2 separate regions of the Mus musculus genome follow, and region 2 is linked to region 1. Evidence: chromatin loops called from intact Hi-C (ENCODE). Cell type or tissue: heart. All regions are shown on one strand. Links, peaks and the distances in the headings refer to the core of each region. The heading gives the core; the rest is flanking DNA.

Region 1 (6,981 bases), core at 1,833-4,332:
AGTGGAGGCAGGAAAACCAGCAATCCAAGGCCAGATCCTGTTACAGAGTAAGTTCTAAGCCAACCTAGTCTACACAAAACCTTATCTCCACAAAAAGCAAAAGATCAGTGCCAGATGCCTTTGATCTCAGTACTCAGGAGGCAGAGGCAAGCAGATCTGAGTTCAAGGCCAGGCTGGTCTCCAAAATGAATTCCAGGACACCCAGGAATAAAGACACCCTGTCTAGAAGAACAAAAACAGATAAACAAAAACAAAAACAAAACAGAATTTTTTGGCCTCTTTAAAAAACAAAAACAGGGGGCTGGAGAGATGGCTCAGTGGTTAAGAGCACTGACTGCTCTTCCAGAGGTCCTGAGTTCAATTTCCAGCAGCCATGTGGTGGCTTACAACCATCTGTAATGGGATCTGATGTCCTCTTCTGGTGTGCCTGAAGACAGCTACAGCGTACACATATAAATAAAATAAATAAATCTTAAAAACAAAAAACAAACAAACAAAAAAAAAAAACCCTGAAAGGGAAGAGTAGCCAGTTTTCTGTGAGTCAAACCAGTGTTTCACTTAGCCATCAATACTTACCTTTTTCTTCGGTCCATTCGTGTGCACATAGACTAACTTGTCTTTTGCATGTGAGATGCCAAGGGCTCTTCCAATCACGCTGTTGAGAAGGTTTTTAGGCTGCGGAAACTCTTTTAATAGGTCCCTAGAAGCTAAGAAAATAAGAATGAATAATTACAATTCTTTTTCTTTCGAAACTCCATAAGGTAGGTAGGTAGGTGTGTGTGTGTGTGTGTGTGTGTGTGTGTGTGTGTGTATCAATCTAAGTCACTCTGGGCTGAAGATGTTGGCTCGGGACCCCCAAGCACTCAATGGAGTTAGGAGTCCTGGGTTGGTTAGTCAATAAACTCTGTGAGTCTGATGTCTAAAAGAGGGTATTCAAAAAACAAACAAAACGCCAAGTGGTGGTTACGCACACCTTTTATTCCAGCACCCAGAAGACAGAGGCAGGCAGATGTCTGAGTTGAAGGCCAGCCTGATCTACAGAGTGAGTTCCAGAACAGCCAAGGCTATTCAGAGAAACCCTGTCTGAAAAACAGCAACAACAACAAATCCAAACAAACAAACAAAACCAAAGTATCTTCCACATCTATGCAGGAGAGCTCAAGGCCCCCTAAGCAGTGCAGAGTTAGAAGGACAGGCAGGCCCTGCAGAGCGGGGTGAGACCCAGATGCTCAAGATCATGCCTCCACTCGCAAGTAACCCCAGCCCTCTGCCGAAGTCCTCTCTAGAGCCCACAGAAAGGCTCCCAGCCAAGACAGAGCATGAGCCACCCCGCCTATCTCCCTGACATACCGGAAAGGGGCATCAGACACCAGGAGGCCATCCCTTCCCTTCCACTTATTCTCGACATTAACCTCTAAACAAAAATGTCTGCCATATCTCATCTAGCAGCAGCTCCTGCCAGACAAGGGCTTAGTTGGACCACAAAGAGGCAATATGGCCCAACTCAAAACAAAATGAAGTGCCCATTCACACAGAGTCAGAAATCTTTAGAGAGAAGGCTTCAGAAGTCTCCTCATTTGCCACTGTCATGTGTGGCATTACATTAAGCTTATATTACTCCACAGTGGAATTGATCTAGAGTACCATGTACTTGCTTCATCATAATTATTTGAGAAATTTTCACCTAGCAGTGGATAGAGTATTCTTCAAGGGGAACCTGAGAATGCCAGCCATGTTCAGATAGGATCTGTATTTAATTCTTATGTCTTTTTAAAAGTTCATTTATTGCTGAGCAGGTGTTAACTTTTAATCCCCTCACTTGGGAGACAAAGACATGTGAATCTCTGAGTTTCAGGCCAGCCAGGGCTATAGAGTGAGACCCTAATTAAAAAAAAAAAAATCATTAATATGTGTGTACACATGTACGTGAAGTCAGAGGTTAGCCCTGGCAGACCTATTCTCTCCCTCCACTGTGATAAGGGGTTGGAATTTGAGTTTATTATCTACCAGACTTGTATGCAAGCGCTTTTACCAGAGGACCCATTTCACCAGTGCTAAATTTTGAAAATATTCCTCCAAAACTCTGGAATAACCTGGTTATCTAATTTGGGATATTTATCTGGAACAGATTTCTGTCAACTAGCACAATAGGAGGGTCCTGCCTGGACCACTCTCCTAAATGCTGTGTTATGAATCATGTAAGAACCAAGTAGTTATAAACAGTTCCTAAGCAGACTCAAGGAGAGTTGAACCCATCTTGCAGCCCTATGCTAAGTAGATATGCACAGACACCACACCCCCAGATCTTCAAGATGGGTAAAGAAAGGCCAGCGAGCTCACTCCACCTATCTTAATGGCCATGATGTACTAATCATGATGTCAGAGCTAACCCTCAATGCCACTCAACCTGGCAGAAGTAGGATATTTAAGTGATTCTTCCCCCCACCCCCCGCCTCGCCCCCATCCATCTACATGCAGGTGTGCTGGGTTCTAGGTGGACCTAAGACACACCAGGCTTTCTAACAGCAAGGCAGAGACTCACAGATGTAAAAAGTTTAAACTACTTTCCAGAATAAAGCCTTGACCGGGCGCTGTCCCGCACCCCTTGCTTGTCTTCCCTAGTCAAGGACATCGGAGCCAAATCTCAGCTTCACTATCCTCACCGTTCACCATGCTTCCGTCACCCTCCCCAGGCTCGCTAGGGGCCACCTCTGATTCGACCTCGGCAGCTTCCTGAGTGCCATCAGAGCGGACAAAGCTTGATGAGAAGCCGCGCGAACATCCTTGTCGCCCGGAAGCGACAAGGGGATCCGGCGGCCGGAGGCGCGGAGAGACGCCGGCAGCCAGCGCCATGAGCCGCCTGGCAGCCGCCATCGCGATCCCACCAGTCCCTGCGGCCCCAGACCGCGACAGTACCTTCGAGGGCTCAGCAACTGGCAGCATTACCGTACGCCCTCTGCTGGCCGGGGGGACTCGGTGCCGACCTGAGAGCATGAAAGCTAGGCTACAGCTAGGATGCATACCACAGCCTAAGCCTCCTCACCTGGAAATCCAAACCACAGACTAGGCATCTGGATCTCAACCAGGAAAGGGAATAGGATGATTTTAGAAAATAGCGCTAGGTATTTGCTCAACGTCCATTCAAAAAACCGAGCCAAGTTCCCTCCAGGTCCTACACATGGTAAATTCCTTACAAACTGCTTTGTAATGCCTGACTTGGTTGTTGATACAGTGCTAAGCAGGGCACCCATCTCCTATAGGTAACCCTGGTGAAGACTCTAGAATAGATAGAGAAGACCTCTTAAATATAAACTGATTTTAATCCCTGGACTGGAGTCAAGGGAGAAAGCACTGTGCCAAGAAACTGAGCCGACTCCACAGTTAAGAGTGGAGACCTGCTCTTCCTCACTTGGGTGAAGGCTGCAATTTTACTTCCAAACTACTGTGCCTGGATTTTATTCTTCTTCTGTCTCTTAAGGCTTCTGAGGACTTGGGAGGGCTGGGAATGAAATTAGATCTGAAAGCAGTGACTATGTTGAGGGTGGACATCAATGTCTCTGGACCTTGGGAGAAAGCTTTGCTGGGTGGTTGGCAGTTTAAGTTGTCTAAATTGGGAAGAAGAAATGTGTTTCATTCTAGCCATGACTTGAATAATCCCCTAGAGAGCTCATTAAAACACATCACTGCTCGGCATGGTGTTTGTACATTTAATCCCAGCACTTGGGAGGCAGAGGCAGGCGGATTTCTGCGTTCGAGGCCAGCCTGGTCTACAGAGTGAGTTCCAGGACAGCCAGGACTACACAGAGAAACCCTGTCTGGAGAAACCTAAATTAATTAATTAATTAATGAAAAAAAAACCATGTTACTAAGCTGGTTGCGGTGGTGCAAACCTTTAGTCCCAGCCTTTGGGAGGCAGAGGGAGGTAGATCTCTGTACATGTGAGGACTGCCAAGGACAGAAAAACTGTGTCTTGGAAAACCAAATGTGTGGTGAGACCTGCCTGTAACTCAGCACTCAGATGCAGCAGCAGGACTGACTGCTTCATGTTCAAGTCTAGCCTGGTCTCCACGGAAGTTCTAGGCTAACGTGGGTTATATACTGCATCAAAAAATAAAACAAACAAACAAAACACCACAAAAACCAGGTCTGGGGATGGAGTTTAGATTAATCATGTTCACAAGATTTGAGCATCAGTACTGTATAGTGGGAGCACGTCTCTGAATCCCACATTGGGAAATGGAGGAAGGAGGACTGGGAGTTCTAAGTCATCTCTGGTAATAGAAAATAAAAAGTTGAGGCCAACATGCGCCTCTGACTTTTTTTTGCTTCTTTGTTTTTGAGACAGGTATAGCCCTGGCTGTCCTAGAACTCACTCTGTAGACCATGCTGGCCTTAGGCCCACCTGCCTAAGGCCACCCAAGTCCACCTGCCTCTACCACCCAAGTCCTGGGATTAAAGACATACACAACCACCACCTGCCTACATGAGCCACCATGCACATGGTGGACAGACAAATATGAAGGCAAAACATCCACACAAATAAGCCAGACAGTGGCCAAATACCTCCAACCTCCAGGTCAGCCTGATATATTGAGCGAGTTCTAGGACAGCCAGGACTGCACAGAGAAACCTTGTCTTAAAAACAAAAAACACGCCGGGCGTGGTGGTGCACGCCTTTAATCCCAGCACTCGGGAGGCAGAGGCAGGCGGATTTCTGAGTTCGAGGCCAGCCTGGTCTACAAAGTGAGTTCCAGGACAGCCAGGGCTATACAGAGAAACCCTGCCTCGAAAAAACAAAACAAAACAAAACAAAACAAAAAAAAACAAAAAACACATGATTCCCCAAGGGCTTTGCATATGGCAGTGTGGCTCATTACTTTGTCAGACAGAAGTCTAACCAGTTTCAAAAATGGTCCTCAAAGACTATAAATAGCCCAATTTTCATCCCAAGGATGAAGTCATTTACCAAGTCAGGGTGGGCACAACAGTGGCGGAGGATAAGTGAGAACTGTGTTGTTTCAGAGCTGAAGGAAACAAGTCTAGAGAAAAGACCCTCACCTAGAAAGCAGCTGTGCCCGTCAAGACTCCTCAGTAACACAATCTGCTCTGCTGGGTCAGCCACAATGGTGTGTGTGTGGCTGTTTTGCCTGCATATTTGTGCAGAGGCAGGTGGATGAATTCAAGGCACAAGTGTGTTCATGCATGATTCTTGGCCTTGCTTCCAAAGAAAGCAAGTGTAAAAGTATACACAGAGCAAAAGTTGTTATGAACTGTTAAGTGTCTAAACTTCATGACAGGAGCATGGGCATCTGCTATGCCATTCTCTCTATTCTTTTTTTTTCATTCTCTCTATTTTTAAAAAACATATTTTAAACAGATGCCTGAAATTTTATGTTAAAAACAAAACAAAACAAAGAAACAAAGGGGCTAGGGGTGGTGGTGCACGCCTTTTATTCCAGCACTTGGGAGGCAGAGGCAGGAGGATTTCTGAGTTCGAGGCCAGCCTGGTCTACAAAATGAGTTCCAGGACAGCCAGGGCTACACAGAGAAACCCTGTCTCGGAAAAACAAAAACAACAAACAAACAAACAAACAAACAAACAAAGGGGCTGGAGAGTGGCTGAGTGGTTAAGAGCAGTGGCTGCCCTTTCAGAGGACCCAGATTCAATTCCCAACACGCACATGGTGGCTCACACCTGTTTGTAACTCCGGTTCCAGGGGATCTAACATCCTCACACAGACATATGCAGGTAAAACACCAATGCACACAAAATAAAAATAAATCACTAAGAAAAAGAAAAGAGAGGGGAGGCCCTTAGTTCTGTGAAGGCTCAATGTCCCAGTGTAGATAATGCTAGGATGGTGAGGCAGAAGTGGATGGGTGGGTGGGGGAGCACCATCACCATCACAGAAGCAGGGTAAGGGAGGATGGGATGGGGGTCTGCAGAGAGGACACTGAGAAAGGGGATAACATTTGAGATGTAAACAAATAAAAAAATCCAATTAAAAATCCAAAAATAAATAAATAATAATAAAAGTAGTTATGAGAATAAACTGGAATAAAATATTAATATTTAAAAAACAAAAAGAAAAGAAAACCAGTACTTAATAGCCTGAGGCAAGAAGATTTGAGAGTACAAGGTCAGCCTAGGATTCAAAATAAGACCCTGTCTCTGAAACTAAGAAAAAGCTGTGGCTATCAGTCAGTGACAGAGTGACTGACCTGCATAAGACCATGGGTTTAGCTCCCACAATCCACAGAGACATGCCAGGAAGAGAACCGACTCAACAAAGCTGCCGTTTGACCTGTACCAGACACACACTATACACACATTTAAACACAGCAACAACAAATACAACCTAAAAAGAAAGCTCATGCCAGGCAGGGATGGTGCAGGCTTTTAATCCCAGCACTTGGGAGGCAGAGGCAGGTGGATCTCCAAATTTAAGGCCAGCCTGGTCTATAGATTGAGTTCTGGGATAGACAAGGCTACACAGAGAAACCCTGCCCCAGACAAAACAAAACTGGATATCAAGAATGTGGAAAAATAATAAAAACCAGTTATAAAGAGTTCTAAGGGCTGGCACTGGCTTGAGCAGATTGTTCACTCCATAAATACCAGCAACTCCTGTGGAGTCAGGGAAGCTCTTCACATAAGGCTTTGGAAGGCTTCTGTTTCTATGATCTCCTCCCAAGTGTTCAGAGTAGGCATTGGCAAGCCATTGACTGCACACCAAATCCAGGCCACTGCTGTTACTATAAGGTCTCTGTTGGTATTTGAAACATAGTATCCTTTACTCAAGCCTTGCCTTGCACTTGCTAGTGCTAGTTAGCCAAGGATGACTTTAAACTACTGACCCTGTTGAGTGCAAGGAGTTCAGGATGTGCCAGCACACCTGAATTATTCAGCACTGGGGGCTGAATTCAAACTAAACCTGAAGTGTATCTTAGCCCCATTAGGAAGTCTGAGTGGAGCACAGC
Region 2 (6,981 bases), core at 2,456-4,955, 210 kb before region 1:
ACTTCACTCCCTCATACTGTCCTGTTTCAGGGCATTTCTAGGTGGCATCCCTGATGTCTAAGCTATTCAGTGGGGCCACAAAGAGTTCCACAGCATTTGGGATATTTAAATATGAATGTTTGAGCACCCCAGAGCTCCTGAGTAAAAGAAGCCAGTTTGGCAGCATGGCCCTGGTATCTGTACCAAGGCTCTGCTGTTGAGTCAGGCTGCCTACCTTGGGAAGGGACATGTTGGAACACCAGATTTCTAGAAGGAAGGAGCTGGTCATGCCTGTTTAGTATTACCATAAAAAGCAGGATTTAAATGTGAGTGGGGATTAGCTTCTGACTTTATGAAGTGACATTTAGAAATGGCCTACAGAGAAAGCCTCACTGACATAACAGGCAGGTGGTCTACTGCGCTGCTGGGCCGTGGGACCTACAGACTCCTGGGTGTGGCTTAGCAGGTGCTCAGTGTCTGCTGTCTCCACAGGGTGCCGTGAATCTGCACATGGAAGAAGAGGTTGAAGACTTCTTACTTAAGAACCCTATTGTGCCTACTGATGGCAAGCGTGTCATTGTCGTGTTCCACTGTGAGTTTTCCTCTGAAAGAGGCCCTCGAATGTGAGTACCACAGAGAATAAGGCTTTGGGGCGGAGGCTTCCTGACAGTGGAGAGCAGGGCACACGTCACAACCCTAACACAGGCACCTTTCACAAAGTCACAAGGCGCTCCAGTGCTGCTCCAGTCTACACATTATGTGTATACATGGCTTTTGTGGAAACTATAATTCCTATTATAACATAGTTTCCCTTAGTTGGACTTCTGTCCACTGATTTGTCTTTCAAACAGCCTTTTTTTTTCCCCTTCAAAAAAGGGTTTCACTGTGTAACCCTGGCTATTCTGGAACTCAGTCTGTAGAATAGGCTGGCTGGCCTCAGGGATTTAGGCACCCGGCCAAATAGACATTTTTACGATTAGTATTTATTTTATACTTTTTTTTATTTTGTGCACGCGCAAAGTGCCCTACCATAGTGTGTATATGGAGTTCAGAAGTCAGCTTGGGGGAGTGCTCTGCTGTGTGGATTTCTGAGCAGCTTTTACCCATCTTGCTCTCCCAAACATTTTTCCTCCTTTCTTGGTGGAGAAGGGGTTCAAGGTAGTGTTTCTCTGTTGAGTCCTAAATGTTCTGGAACTCAGGACATGTAGATGATGCTAGCCTCCAACCCAAAGATCCATCTTCATTGCCTCCTGGGTGCTGGGTATAGAGGCCTGTGACACTACCACCCAGCCCAGACATATTTCTTGAATGTAGTTGATGAACTTAACCTTTACGTTTTGATTGCAAATGATTTTCAGGCTTCTCCAGTTCAGTCTTACGGTGATACCAGTTGTAACTTTGTAGTATCACCATGGGTTCAGCCTCTTTCCAAATGACTCACTCTTGTTGGTCCTTTATATTGATTTTTACTTCGGCTCTCCCAGTTTCCCCCACTGTATTGCGTTCTACCGACTAGTCTCATAACGTCCAAGCAGTTGTTCCTTAAGCAAAGGGCAGAAAAGTCTGGAGAGCTTCCTCTGCAGATGTTGATGTGCTGGCGATACTCTAAAACAGCATCTGGCATGGTGGTGCATGTCTGGTTCCAGCCCTGGGGAAGCTAAGGCAGAGGATCAGAAGTGTAAAGCCAGCCTGAGCTGCATGCGATCCTATAAGAAGCACACTAACGTACTGTTAGGCTAGGAGTGTGGCTCATATCAGATAGAGCACTTCTCTAGTATTTGTGAAGTCCTGGGTTCAAGGGCAGGTATGATGGCGCATGCCTTTAATTTCAGCACTCAGATTCAAGGTCAGTCTAGACTACTACAGGATCTCATTACAGTGACATAGTGAGATCCTGTCACCCAAACAACAACAACAAAAAAGAAAACAACCCACCCATTTGAGTAGGACTGAATATTCACACATGAATGGAGATAGTGGGGGCTTGCATCCACTCTCAAATTCTTATTGTTATTTAACACTAACAACATAGCAAACCAAAAGTCTAGCTTCCTGGAGGGACATTTCAGAGTAGACAGGAGGCAGACAAGCATATTTTAAAAACTTAGAATTGTACAAAATGTTCACAAGTCCTTCAAAATGAGGTCAATGAGTGGAAGCTCCCAGATAGAGGACAGGAGACGAGTGGGGTGAATGAGATGTGAGGCGGCACACAGTAGGACACTGAAAACTGTGGCTTTCGTGCCGCTCAGGCAGAGTGCAGAGAGACACGGGGTTCTAGTAGCTACCGGGGAAGTAGAAGGCCTCGGCTGTTTAAAGGCACAAGAAGGAAGACTTCTACTTGGGTGAGAGGAGCAGAATGAGGGGACCATGGACAGAATGGAGAGCACGCTGGCTCTAAGCTATTGCTGCAGATGGTGTCGGCAGCAGGCAGGTGGAAGGAGTGCCAGGACACCACCTGTGTTGTGTCCTGTCCCCTAGCCTGAAGGAGGTGACCCGACTGTGTCCTTCACTTCTTTTCACTAGGTGCCGATATGTGAGAGAGAGAGATAGGCTCGGCAATGAGTACCCCAAGCTCCACTACCCTGAGCTGTATGTCCTGAAGGGGGGATACAAGGAGTTCTTTTTGAAGTGCCAGGTGAGATGTCTGTGAGCATGTCCCCACGCCCCCATGCTGGGCCATTGGGTCGGTTGTGGCTGCTGCTTGCCGGGGTCTGGGGGCGCACTATGCATCTGCTAAGTGCCAGGCTCCTGCTCACTGGCACCTGCTTGCTGCCTTCCCAGCCTTGCAGCTCTAGGCAGAGGAAGCCAGATGATATGAGGCAGGCGTATCCTGACCGTGTCTCTCCTGTTCCTTTAGTCTCACTGTGAACCCCCCAGCTACCGGCCAATGCACCATGAAGACTTTAAAGAAGACCTAAAGAAGTTCCGCACCAAGAGCCGGACCTGGGCAGGAGAAAAGAGCAAAAGAGAGATGTACAGTCGCCTGAAGAAGCTCTGAAGCCAAATGGTAGCAGCCTGAGCTTCCCTCTGCCCCGTCCCTTTTCCCTTTGCTGCAGAGCAGTAAGCAAAGGGGCCAGCTGTACGGTACCTGGAGAAAGACCTGGGCCTTCCATTCCTTGGACCTGTCTCCTACACTCCCAGGTTGGAGCCTAGGGCACCCTGCCGTTACACTCTTCTGTTCTGTAAGAGTCCTTCCCTGTCAGGACTGTCTGCCAAAGCTGGACAAGCACAGCACAGACTGGAGTCTGCAACACCGTGTTAGGCTGCTCTCACTGAGCATCCCATGAAGAAGGCCTTATTGGGTAGACCCTGGCCTGTCACGAGGAGAGAAAAGCCGCCCAAGTGCTGCTGGCCAAATACCAAAGATAGGCTGGAAGGGAGGAGAGGGCCTCGTGGATGACTCTTAACTTTAATTTATTCAGCTTCATCAATTATTTTATTATTGTTTTAATTCAAGACTTTTACTTTTCTGCTTCATTAAGTCAAAATACTGCCATTCTAGGTAGAGTTTTATCATCCTAGGAGCTACCTCTACTTTTAATTTAAAAAAAAAAAAAAATGGGGCAGGGATAAGAAAAAGGCAAACTTGTTAAGTTGTGAACAGCGCAAGGAGCTCAGTCACCCCTAGGAGGCGCTGCAGACCAGTATTGCTGCTACTCAAAGTCAAGGACTGAGATGCTGGTAAGAGCCTGCACCAGATCCAGGCTTGGCTACAGGACATAAGCTAACCTTCCCAGACCTACTTCTGCATTTTGCAGTGTTCCTCGGGGAAAGTCTTGTCTCCACTCCTCACCCCACGTCCCCATGACAGTGGCTGGTGTAGGAGTCACAGGAAGGCACTTTAGGCAGCTTCCATCAGGCCAGTACTGGAATGCTGTAGTGTGCCCCAAGGTGGAAGAGGGGGGGCATGAAAGAGTGGAGTCCACAGAGTGAGGGAGGAGCATGCCCACTGAATGTCCTTTTAAAAAAAAAAAAGTCATTTTATGAGTCGGAATATCCAATCAGTGTTGGGTGGGCACCCAAGGGTGAGCAGGGGGGCGGGAAGCCCAGGCTGTTATGTATCCTGGCCTACAGACAACTGTGGAATTTCTCAGGAGGGCGTAGTAAATTTTGAAGTCAAAGGTTCAGAGTTTATCATGTTTTAATTTGAGGGTCAGAGAGTGGTGAATCACATCAGTTACCCCCTAATCTAATCCCATGGAAGTGAGGCTCTCGGAAACACCTCTCGTCTGAGGGGCCAGGCTGCTTTGATTCTGCACAGCCTGTTTTGGTGCCTGCCTGTTGATATCCTTGGACACCAGCCTCTCTGCTATCTTTGCTCCATTGGGGTCTAGCCAGGTTTTTCTTAGGAAGAGTCTCCCCTCTTCCCTCTGCTTTCTATTCTGGGGGCGGGGAGGGAATCAGTGATATTGAAGATGGCTAGTTGCTTTGTTATGGGTTTGAGTTGCATTTGGCTATTAAACAAATCTTGTTTGAAAATATGTGGAGAGCAAGGGAATGAGCAGCCCCTTCCCTGGCGTGTTGAAGTATGTCCCAGTTGGTCCCTGGTCTGGTTTGTAGAGATTCTGTTAGCTGAATGCTTTCCAGGAGAATGGCTTGCAGATTGTACCAGCATAGCTAGCATTGTTAACCAACAGTTGCAGGCTCTGCAAATAAAAGTGATCTTGAACCCTTGTTCTCTGCCTAGTTCCTAATATACTCAACTGGGAGTCTCATTTGCCTTTAGGGTCCCAGGGTCACATAGCTAAATTAAGCCAGCCATATTTCTTCAAGAGGATATTAATAAAAAAAATTCAGTTTGCCTTTAGGAATAGCCGAAACAATCCCCCAAAAACAGGCGGTTGACAGGATGAAATGGCCTTCTAGGTCAGTCAGAGTCGCATGATGGGACCTATTAAAATAGTTTTCTCAGTACTCCATGTGGTCTTACAGCCTAGTCCTTGGGTTGCTAAAGGCCTGAGGATTGGCATTCAAGGCCATCCCCCACATGATAGAGAAACAACTCATGAATTATCCTCTGGCTCCCACATATAGTCTGTGGTGTGTGTGTTCATACCAAGTAAGTTTTTTAAATGTAAATTTCTTAGTACTTGGGCCAAGGTGGGAGGATATCAGATTCAGGACCGCCCTGATCTCAAAGAGATTCCAAGGCCTGGGGTGGACCTCGGTGGTAGAGGGCTGTCCAGCATCAGTTACACATGCCAGTCCCTGGGAAACAGGAGGAGAGAAACTAAAGGTGGTCTTTATCCTGACAACTGTTTTGCTTGGTATTTCAAAGGAAATATTGGGGGGAAAGTGAGGGAGGGCTATAGATAGCCAGGGTGGGTGTGAACAGTGGACTAGCCAGGTAGCCTAGATGGCTGGGGTGCCTGCTGTAGGGAAATAGCCAGGCTCTAAACATTAACTCATCCCAAGCAAACCCGAAGAGCCAGACAAGGTGAATAACTGAGGCAGAAACTGACAGCAGACGGGCCAGGACTGGTGAACTGGGATCCTGTGAGAAAACCTTAAGACCTTGGGCAAACAGAGACTCCTAGAGGTGCAGAGCCCCTGGCTGAACTAGGGCTCCCAGAACAGCACAAACAGTCCCTCCGGTGACCCTGGGAAGCCAGCCCAGCTCTCCAGTCAGCCTCTGCGAGGACTCCCCTTTGTCTTCTCAGATTTCAGTCAGCACTTTGACTGCTGCCATAGCTACACTGTGGCCACAAGATGGTGGTGGTGTACCCAGTTTAGTTCCCTCACAGAGGGCTTGCAACTCCTCCCAGGAAGGCAGCTGAGAGGTGACGCCTGGGCCTTCCTTCCTTGTAGCTCAGGTTAACTTAGTTGTTAGACCCCAGCCCCTTATGGTGTATTCGAATGACACAGTGAAGGGATCCACTTCAGTTTGCTCTTGTTAGATCACTTATTATTTCTAGTCTGTGTGAAGATGTCAGATTCCCTGGAGCTGGAGTCAGACAGTGGTGGCAGAGGTGCAACTGTTGGGAATTGAATCTAGGTTCTCTGTAAGAGCAGCCAGCGTACTCCTAACCACAGAGCTATCCAGTCCCACTTCAGCCTTTTTGATGTCTAACTCCACAAACTACCTGGGAGGCTGAAACTGACAGAATTTGGAATTTGGGGCAAGAATTTGAAATATATAGATGCTGCTCTCCTTCTTTAAAGCTTTTTCTTTTTCTTTTTTTTTTTCCAAGACAGGGTTTCTCTGTGTATCCCTGGCTGTCCTAGAACTCACTCTGTAGACCAGGCTGGCCTCGAACTCAGAAATCCGCCTGCCTCTGCCTCCCAAGTGCTGGGATTAAAGGCGTGCACCACCACGCCCGGCTTTTCTTTTTGTTAGAAGTAAATAAATTCTTAAAAAGAGAATCACTAGTCCAGATAAGTTGGAGACACCCACATTAAACAGCTTACTTGAGGTTTGGTTTGTTTCCCAGGCCTTTTGCATAGCCACTGTTTGTAGGTTTGGTGCTGATGCCGACTGCCCACGTTTTATGAATGGGAACACCCATGCTCCATTAGTTCCTGAGTTCCTCTTGTTACTCATTAACAAATGGTGGAAGTGGGAGTAGGCCTTTGCTCTCCGGTTCCAAGTCCTCGGCTCTTTCCCAACTTTCTCTTGCTTTCAACTCGTCTTCCAAAGAACTCAGCTAGTGAGCTTGTTTCTTGCCTGACCAGTACAGTATGAAAAGGAAATGTTTAGGGAATCACCAAAGGATGGCATTGCAGCTAGTCACTGGGACAGAGCTCTGTGTCAGAGTGACTCAGATCGAGCCTGAGGACTTCTGCAGCCTGGGTCAATTGAGAGACCCTGACTCAAAGAGTACAATGGAGAAAGGTTTTGAATCTTTTTTTTAATCTTCTTTTTACTGCTAAAATACTTGCACAAAGAACATTTCCTTCACCCAACATAGAACTGCAGAGTCTGGAGGACAGGTCCAAAAATTAGGGTGGGAAGATGCTCTCACCGTGTGTGTGTGTGTGTGTGTGTGTGTGTGTGTGTGT

The links. A loop is a pair of places that touch in the nucleus more often than their neighbours do. Peaks named below come from ENCODE experiments on the same cell type or tissue, not always from the same donor. Only the 100,000 strongest peaks of a DNase experiment are listed, where the experiment ranks them.
Region 2: a loop joins it to region 1, with 6 times the contacts of the local background. A loop is called at or near these places in 16 of 42 quality-filtered maps.

What each region holds. Positions count from the first base shown.
Region 1 is chr9:110,098,153-110,105,133 of GRCm38, forward strand. It overlaps Dhx30 (DEAH (Asp-Glu-Ala-His) box polypeptide 30), which reads right to left. Exons shown (of 23, transcript NM_001252682.1): 6 at 577-707. Among named protein-coding and RNA genes, the nearest start is that of Dhx30, 16 kb to the right of the region's middle. In heart, for the core only: a CTCF peak has its summit at 2,963 (motif pointing left); a DNase peak (open chromatin) is centred at 2,909; H3K4me3 peaks cover 1,315 bases; H3K27ac peaks cover 732 bases.
Region 2 is chr9:109,889,240-109,896,220 of GRCm38, forward strand. It overlaps Cdc25a (cell division cycle 25A), which reads left to right. Exons shown (of 15, transcript NM_007658.3): 13 at 472-602; 14 at 2,506-2,617; 15 at 2,840-4,651. The coding sequence ends at 2,980. Mir7089 (microRNA 7089) reads left to right here and starts at 404; the gene lies at 404-471. In heart, for the core only: a CTCF peak has its summit at 3,602; a DNase peak (open chromatin) is centred at 3,832.